2 separate regions of the Homo sapiens genome follow, and region 2 is linked to region 1. The links are chromatin contacts, found by Hi-C or POLR2A ChIA-PET in ENCODE. All regions are on one chromosome and are shown on one strand. The core of a region is the stretch at or near the end of the contact, and the rest is flanking DNA. Distances in the headings are between cores, read along the strand shown. Region 1 holds the start of TMA7 (translation machinery associated 7 homolog). Region 2 has its middle 23 kb from the start of IP6K2.

Region 1 (4,372 bases), core at 1,046-3,545:
TGAACCTGGGAGGCGGAGGCTGCAGTGAGCTGAGATCATGCCACTGCACTCCAGCCTGGGCGACAGAGTGAGACTATTTAAAAAAAAAAAAAAAAAAAAGTGTAGGGTTACATATGCCTAATACAGGAAAGAAGATCCAAAGGGGCCTGACAAAATAAACCTTAAAATAAAAATCAGATGATGCTCAATGAGAAACAACTAGCATAGAGTTACACTAAAGACTGTTCTTTCCCCTATACACAATCACAGATTAAAAGAGGGTGCAAGATACCTTTTTTTTTTTTTTTTTTTGAGATAGGGTCTCATTCTATCTCCCAGGCTGGAATACAGTGGCGCAATCCCAGCTCACTACAGCCTGAACTCCCGTGCTCAAATAATCCTCTTACCTTGAACTCCTGGGCTTAAGCGAGGCTGCCTCAGCCTTTTAAATAGCTGGGATTACAGGAAACGGGCCGCCACCACCACCACGCCCAGCTAATTTTAAATTTTTTCTGTAGACAGGGTCTCCCTTTGATGCTGTGAACTCCTAGCCTTAAATAATCCTCCTGCTTAGGCCTCCCAAAGCACTTGGATTATGGTCAGCCCATTCTGTGCCTGGCCCCTTACACCATTCTGAAAAGGAATCTCAAGAGCTAGAAATCTCAGTGCTGGGTAGGTAAACAATAATGGATCAAACCCACTGGGAGAGAGGTCTTGGGAAGCCCTAGATGACACTCCCACCATCCTTGTCTCCATCATGCCTAGCATGGCTCACAGTGCTCAAATGGGGGCATAAACAACTGTGGAGGAAATAATCACTAGTTGGATCAATGTAAAATAATGCTTATGATGCACATAAAGTACTAGAACTGCTGGGCCTGAAAAATATTTTGAAATGTAATGAATTTCTCCTACATAAAAGATGTAAAAAAGGTGGAGGATTCAGTTAGAAAAGCATATGGAGCAACAGCACACTGAAGAGCCTGGACTTTATCTTTTAGTCTAGGCATACCCAGAAGTAAAAAGACTCAGAAAGCAAAAAAGCATATATTAGAGATAATATAAGCAGTACGAAAAAAAAAAAAAAGTTGGCCAGGTGCTGTGGCTCACGCTTGTAATCCGAGCACTCTGGGAGGCAGAGGCGGGTGAATCACTTGAAGTCAGGAGTTCGAGACCAGCTTGGCCAACATGGTGAAACTCCGTCTCTACTATAAATACAAAAAAAAACTGGCCAGGTGCGGTGGCTCACGCCTGCAATCCCAGCACTTTGGGAGGCTGAGGCGGGTGGATCACGAGGTCAGGAGTTCAAGACCAGCCTGGCTAAGATGGTGAAACCCCATCTCTACTAAAAATACAAAAATTAGCCGCACTCCGTCTCAAAAAAAAAAAATTAGCCAGGCGTGGTGCCAGGCGCCTGTAATCCCAGCTACTTGGGAGGCTGAGGCAGGAGAATTGCTTGAACCCGGAAGGTGGAGGTTGCAGTGAGCCGGGATCACGCCACTGCACTCCAGCCTGGGAGACAGAGTGAGACTCTGTCTCAAACAAAACAAAACAAAACAAAAAAACTTCTAAGTCAAGTAAGGTTCAAACACTAGAAGGCAGTGAAATACGAATTTGGGGCAAAAGATTGCGGACGACGTCAGACTTTGAGAAACTTAACTGTGAATCTGCGTCTGAGGTAAATACATTTCACTGTTTCCGTTTCTGCAGCTCTTCCTAAGGAATGGAAGCCCAGACTGCCTGGGAGGCAGGAGACCTCGTTTCCAGCTCCCGGCCCTTACTGCCGCTGCAAATCCTAGACTGGCTAGAGACCATTCGCTGCAGCGGACGTCGGAAAACGAGACCTCGCAGTTCAGGAGGCAGGAAAAAGACATGCCCGCGCCCTCATCCCAATAGGTGCTCATAGCGTTTGGCCAGCTTGAGCTCCATTCGGCCCCCACTTACCCAAGGGCCCCTTCCCCGCGGCCTTCGCTTTTAGCTCCTCGAGTTTCTTCTGCTCCTCTTTTTGTTTCTGCTTGAAAGCCTTATCTTCCTGGGGAGAGGCAGAGCGTGTTCAACTCAGGCCTGTCTCCCAGCGCCCCCGCACCCGCCAGTGCCTCCGCGCCCGCCCTCACCTCGTCCATCTCCTTGGCCTGCTTCTTGGGCTGTTTCAGTGGCTTCTTCTTGCCACCTGTGGGCGACACGAGCACGTTCGGCCTGCCCCTGCCGCCCGGTCCCCACCCCGCCGTCCCCGCAGTCCTCACGGTTCCGGAACACTTACCTTCGCGGCCGGACATGGCGCCTGCCGCCGCTTCCCCAGACCCTGCCACCGGAAACGGAGCGTCTGCCCCACCCTTTGTCGTAGACAGCGAGGCGGCCCCGCTGATTGGCTCCTAGTCAGGAAGTTGAACTCTCGCTACCGGATGCGGCGCTCCAGGGGCGGGTACTAACAGGTCAGAGGTCAACTGAGTGGCAGACGATTGGTCGGGCCACGCCAGGTACGAGGAGCTAGGGTTGTCCTGCCAGGGTAGAATCGGAACCGTAGGAGGGGTACTTAACCGGACGGCCTACCAGGCCTGTGGCCGTGCGCGGGAAGAGCACTGCAGGTAGACAGCAGGGCATGTGCATGTGCAAAGAGCTTCAAGCTCGTCGCTTTCCTGGAACCAAGGAAAGCACAGCTTGGGTGGAGGGAGATTAGGCGGGGAGATGGCAGAAGTGGACGGGAGTTATATCACGTGGTCCTATAGCTTTGGAAAACCCTGTAAGGAGTTTTATAATATAGTCAGGGGTGCAGCAGTTTGCGAATTCTGTTTGTTCATCTATGAAAATGGTCAAAAAAATTTATTTTGGTGATGGCCATACAACTCTGTTAATATAGTAAAACTACTGAATTGTACACATTGGGTGAATTATATGGTATGCAAGTTATATATCAATAAAGCTTTTTTTTCTTTTCCCCCCGAGATGGAGTCTTGCTCTTGTCTCTCAGGCTGGAGTGCAATGGCACGATCTTGGCTCACTGCAACCTCTGCTTCCTGGGTTCAAGCGATTCTCATGCCTCAGCCTCCCCAGTAGCTGGGATTACAAGTGCCCGCCACCATGTCCGGAAAATTTTTGTATTTTTAGTAGAGACGGGGTTTCGCCATGTTGGCCAGGCTGGTCTCGAACTCCTGACCTCGTGATCCCCCCGCCTCAGCCTCCCAAAGTGTTGGGATTACAGGCGTGAGCCACCGCACCCAGCCAAAGTTGTTATTTTTTTAAATAACAGTGCTGAGCGCTGGGATGCTACAGTGTCCAGAGATTAGGCAGATGAGTACATTTTTTGCTGGGTACGTACTATATGTAGGTACCAAGCTGAAATTCTAGTGAGTGAGACAGACTATAACCAAAGCAAATAAATGGGATACATGTTGCAGGTCATGTGATATATGCATGGAAAAAATAAAGCAGAGAAAGTGGGTCAGGAGTGCTAGGGTGGGAGTGGGATGGCCATATCTGATAGGGTGCATGGGGAAGACCTCCCAAGGGGCTACTATTTGAGCAGGACTTGAAGAAGGTGAGGGAGCGAGCAGCACAGATAGCAGCTGTCGTGAAGGCCCTGAGCTGGGGACAACTTGGTGCGTTCCAGCAACTTCAAGAAGGTCCATGTGCTTGGAGTGGAGTGAGGAAAGGGAGACTAGTGGGAGATGAGGTCAGAGAGGAATGAGAGCCAGTGGGTAGGTTCCCTGTAGGCCATGGAAAAGACAGGCTTTTACCTTGAGAGAAGTGGGGAACCATTGTAGAGGTTGAGCAGAGAGACAATGGTTCCACCTGTGTTTGGAAAGGAACACTGACTGCTCGACTGACAATAAATTGTAGGGGCTGGAATAGAAGCAGGGTGACATCTGTCAGGAGGCTCTTGGGATAATCCAGGCTAGAGATGTGATGTGGGTCACTGGGACCATTTGGTAGCAGTGGCAGAGGTGAGAGGAGGAGGGATCCTGGATTTGGAAAGCCAGGGGCATTTGCTGATAGATGGATGTGAGGTGGGAGAGAAATGAGGAATCAGGGGTGATGCGAGGTTGTTGATCTGAATATTTGAACTTGGTATTGCTGTCATCCATGATGGAGAAGGCTATGGGAAAAAAAGGTTTGGGAGGGGAAGATGAGATCCCCATTAGATTTTCAGGCAGAGATATAGGTTGGGAAGTTTGATAAATGAGCCTAGAACCCTGGGGAGAGAGGTCTGCGCTGGAGGAGTCAAGAGTATAGTTCTGTTTTTTTTTTAAAAAAACAACTTTATTGATATATAACTTGCATACCATGTAATTCATGCAATGTGTACAATTCAGTGGTTTTATTATATTCACAAAGTTGTATGGCCATCACCAAAATAAATTTTTTTGACCATTTTCATAGATGATTTTTAAAACCA
Region 2 (4,372 bases), core at 1,282-3,781, 300 kb before region 1:
CCTGGCTAATTTTTGTATTTTTATAGAAATGGGGTTTCACCATGTTGGCCTGGCTGGTCTCAAACTCCTGACTTCAGGTGATCCGCCAGTCTCAGCCTCCCAAAGTGCTGGAATTACAGGCGTGAGCTGCCGCTCCGGGCCTGTTCCTCCACATTTCTGGACTCATGCAGATAGCAGCCCCTCTCCTATCTCAAGGATGATTATGCTTCTAGTGTCTGTTGTCCTTAGTCATGCTACTCTTTTCTCTCTGGGCTGCTGTTGTGTCTTCATAAAATGAGTAACCTAGACACGCAAGCATGTGATGTCCCTTGCTGCTCTACCTTGCATCATACAATTCTGTTTATAGAAGCATTCTGGGGGAGCAGTGAAAGGAGAACAGCTAGTTTTTTGTTTTGTTTTGTTGTATTTTGTTTTGTTTTTTGAGACAGAGTCTCACTCTGTTACCTAGGCTGGAGTGCAGTGGTGTGATCTCAGCTCACTGCAACCTCCGCCTTCCGTGTTCAAGCGATTCTCCTGCCTCAGCCTCCCAAGTAGCTGGGACTACAGGCATGCGCCACCACGCCTAGCTAAGTTTTGTATTTTTAGTAGAGACGGGGTTTCCCTATGTTGGCCAGGCTGGTCTTGAACTCCTGACCTCATGATCCGCCCTCCTTGTCCTCCCAACGTGCCGGGATTATAGGCATGAGCCACTGCGCCTGGCCAAGAACAACTAGATTTAAGATTTGAAGGACTCCCCCCAGGTAGGGACTCCTCAGAAACTGTCATCTTTTTTTTTTTTTTTTTTGAGACAGAGTTTCACTCTTGTCGCCCAGGCCAGAGTGCAGTGGCACAATCTCGGCTCATTGCAACCTCTCTGCCTCCTTAGTTCAAGTGATTGTCCTGCTTCAGCCTCCCAAGAAGCTGGGATTACAGGCACCCACCACCATGCCCAGCTAATTTTTGTATTTTTAGTAGAGACAGGGTTTCACCATGTTGGCCAGGCTGCTCTGGAACTCCTGAGCTCAAATGATTCGCCCGCCTCAGCCTCCCAAAGTGCTGGGATTGCAGGCGTGAGCCACTGCGCCCAGCCAGAAATTGTGATCTTTATGCTAGTTATTCTAAACATCATGAGAAAGTTTGGCCAGCAATGCATTTCTGGCCTCAATTGCCTTCTGTGAGGTCAGGTGCTAGGAATCAAATTTTTCTGAAGGTGTCTCTTTTTTTTTGAGACAGAGTCTCGCTCTTGTTGCCCAGGCTAGAGTGCAATGGCGTAATCTTGGCTCACTGCACTTCGCCTCCCGGGTTCAAGCAATTCTTCTGCCTCAGCCTCCTAGTGTAGCTGGAATTACAGGCATGTGCCACCACGCCCAGCTAATTTTGTATTTTTAGTAGAGACCTGAGGTGATCCGCCCGCTTCGGCCTCCCAAAATGCTGGGATTACAGGCGTGAGCCACTGCGCCCAGTTGAAGGTGTCTCTTATGTGTGAATTTTTTTTTTTTTGAGACAGTCTTACTCTGTTGCCCAGGCTGGAGTGTGCAGTGGCGTGATCTTGGCTCACTGCAACCTCCTCCGCCTCCCGGGTTCAAGCAATTCTCCCGCCTCCACCTCCCGAGTAGCTGGGATTACAGGCATGCGCCACCACGCCCAGCTAATTTTTGTATTTTTAGTAGAGATGGGGTTTCACCATGTTGGCCAGGATGGTCTCGAATCCCTGACGTCAAGTGATCCACCCATTTCGGCCTCCCAAAGTGCTGGGATTACAGGTGTGAGCCACCGCGCCCAGCCACTTACAACATTTCTAACCCTCCCTCTCACTTCTTCCCAACCAGAATCCTTGATCTTGTGGGCATTTCTTTCTGTTCTATAAAACCATTTATCTGGCATGTCTTTCAGTACACAAAGTTAGGCGTGCCCAGCCCATTTGTACACCACAGGGCAGGAGGCTAGCCAGGCTACAGTATGAGACCAGAGGATTGGCACTACCCACTAGGAAAACCAGCAGGACTCTTCACCAGTCAGTCTATGCTGATAGGCAGACAAATGCACATTTGACAGGCAGCTATTGGGGAAGGCTGCTGAAACAGAAGATACCAGCCAAATCCCCTGTAGCCTTCTTGGCCATGGGCCTACCCCTTCCTCCCTCTGCAGAACTGCACTGAGCCAGGGGACAAAGGTCACTGTGTACTCTGCTATAAGCCAGGATCCAGCAATACCCTTTCTGGCTAGGTCCTCCAACTCCCGGAAGGAGGGGAGGTGTGTGCAGTTGTTTTTTGTCTGCTAAACAGATAAAAAGGAGCTAAAATCTAGACCCACCAGATAAGCAAACCAGCACTTTAGAGTATAACATCCAGTGATGGTCAAACTGTTCACTTTCATTCTGAAACTGCTGGCGTGGGCACGAGTGGACAGCTGCAGTACACACTCCCATGTCTGCTGTGAGCTGAGTCTTGGCCTGTGGCCAGGTAGGGAGAAGGCCTTTGGGACGGGTAAGCCTGGGACGCGGGACATGCTGGAAGCACGCGTGAGTGGCAGTACTGCATTTTGCCACTTTGGCCAGCAGGGGCCGGGCTGTCCTGGAGCTCCCAGCATCCTGCCCCAGAACTGTGCAGCCGGCCCCAAGCCCAGGGTGACAAATGAGGCTGCGCGCTGGCTCAGGGCCCCCGCTGACCTTCCAAGTCTCAGCCCAGACCCCACACGAGGGGTTGTTCTCCAGGAAGCTCCAGCCTTGGTGGCACTGGGTCCCTGAGCTCTTTTCCAACCAGAGCATAGCTGGGTGGAAGAGCATGTGACCCTCAGACTCTGAGCTTGGGGCGCTGCACCTCCCTCGGGACTCAAGATGGTTCCACCTGGCTGACAGCTCCTGTCTCAGTCTAGCCAGACAAAAACGGGTTGGGACCCTCATCCTGGGCCTCCGCTTGCAGCTGTGTACGAAGATGGCAGGCTTATGGGAGGATGTCCACTCCCACTGACCCTGGCATTGCCTGAGTCCCTTGCCTACCTGGGCTGGGCCAAGACCCAACTGCAATCAATTGTCTGGGGTCCACTCGCTGCTGTGGTCTCTGCCTTTGTGCTCACCTCAAGGTTTGTATCTCTGGCTTACAGCAAAAGCAGCCCCCACCCCTAACGCAGAGCTGGCCTCACAACTGAAAACCGGGAAGGCCCTCACTTGGCACTGGGGAACTAGTTCAAGGGCCAGGTGCATGCAAGGGCATATTAAGAGTGCAGGGGTGGGGCCCACTGACACTGGGCGGGCTTCTAGCACAATGGGAATACCTCAGCTGGCCCCTCCAGCTTTGTCCTGCCTGGACGTGCTGGGGACAGGGTGTGTGTGTCCAGGATATACTAGGAACCCTCCCAACCCTGGCCTTGTGGGATCCTTTTCTTGGTAATTTTCCTGTCTTTTGTTCTGGAAAAAAAAAATCTAGGAATTATTTGCCACCAACCCCTCTCTGCATGGCCCACGTCCCAGGGCTGTGGGTGCAGCTGAGGGTCATCAGAGACCTTAGCCCCACCTCTGCCCGAGTGGGACCATTGTGTTCCCAACTCCGAGCTGAGCTGCCTGTCCAGTTCTTCAGCGCTGGAGGCCCTGGGCTGACTCCAGGCAGGAGGGAGTGGGGGTGAGCAAGAACAGCCAGCGGGTTTAAGGAATGGGCAGGAAAAGGAACCTGGAGTGCAGAAGCACCCCTCTACCTCCTCATCAGACTCTTGCCCCCTCCACCTTTGGAGGTCCTCTTTGGGGATCAGAGGCCCATCTCTGCCAGGGGCCTGAAGACCTACATCCTGGAGGTGAGGTCTGTGCTCAGCATCTCACCTGTACCCTTCATCTCCAAAACCATTGCAGTGCTTGCTGCCTGGCCCTAGAGCCCTGTCCTCCAACCTCTCGCACCTCTGCCTCCCTCAGCAATGACTTGCCATGGGTCAGAAACTCCGGTCTCCCTCTTTGCTCCCCACCATCCTCCTCTAGCTCCTGCCCCATTCTGAAACTTGCCTGTGGTTGCCATTACCCTTCCTCACCTCCCATTCTTGCCACAGCCCATGGCACAGTCCCCAGTGACTTCCGCTGACAAAACCAGTGCACATACTAGCTCTCTGGAATCCCAGCAAAATTCACTGGGATTGACTTCTCCCTCCTGCTTCAAGGACCACATTCTCAGGAATCATTCAGCCCTCCTGGTTTTCCTTCCAGCTCTTATGATCATCCTCATCTCTGTTGCCACCTTTAACTACACATAGTTAAATGTTGGAGTGACCCAAGACTGTACTCTGGGCTCTTCTCCCTCCCTCCCTCCTTAGGGAATTTTGTCAGGAACAGTGTGGCTTTGAGTGTTATCACCATGCTGCTCTCTCTGAATTTATACTTCCAGCTGGGACACTTCACCCTGAACTAGTTGTC

The links. Hi-C counts contacts between places; a loop is a spot of excess contacts on that map. ChIA-PET counts read pairs that join two places held with the same protein, here RNA polymerase II (POLR2A). Pooled maps may share reads with other maps.
Region 2: a loop to region 1 is called in a pooled map, with 3 times the contacts of the local background. The contact joins the enhancer-like site here to the promoter of TMA7 in region 1. A Hi-C loop is called at or near these places in 4 of 50 pooled maps. POLR2A ChIA-PET finds 5 or more read pairs at or near these places in 3 of 52 experiments (AG04450, MCF 10A and PC-3).

The regions. Positions count from the first base shown.
Region 1 is chr3:48,438,180-48,442,551 of GRCh38, reverse strand. It overlaps TMA7 (translation machinery associated 7 homolog), which reads right to left and starts at 2,295. Exons shown (of 4, transcript NM_015933.6): 1 at 2,240-2,295; 2 at 2,094-2,149; 3 at 1,924-2,011. The coding sequence starts at 2,255. CCDC51 (coiled-coil domain containing 51) reads left to right here and starts at 2,433. Exons shown (of 4, transcript NM_001256964.2): 1 at 2,433-2,564. RefSeq lists a silencer at 1,998-2,057 and an enhancer at 2,488-2,627.
Region 2 is chr3:48,738,275-48,742,646 of GRCh38, reverse strand. No RefSeq gene overlaps it. Among named protein-coding and RNA genes, the nearest start is that of IP6K2, 23 kb to the right of the region's middle. Within about 2 kb of position 2,531, at least 28 of the 41 ENCODE cell types and tissues checked have a DNase peak (open chromatin) inside an H3K27ac peak, as active enhancers do; they include PC-3, where a contact is called at or near this core.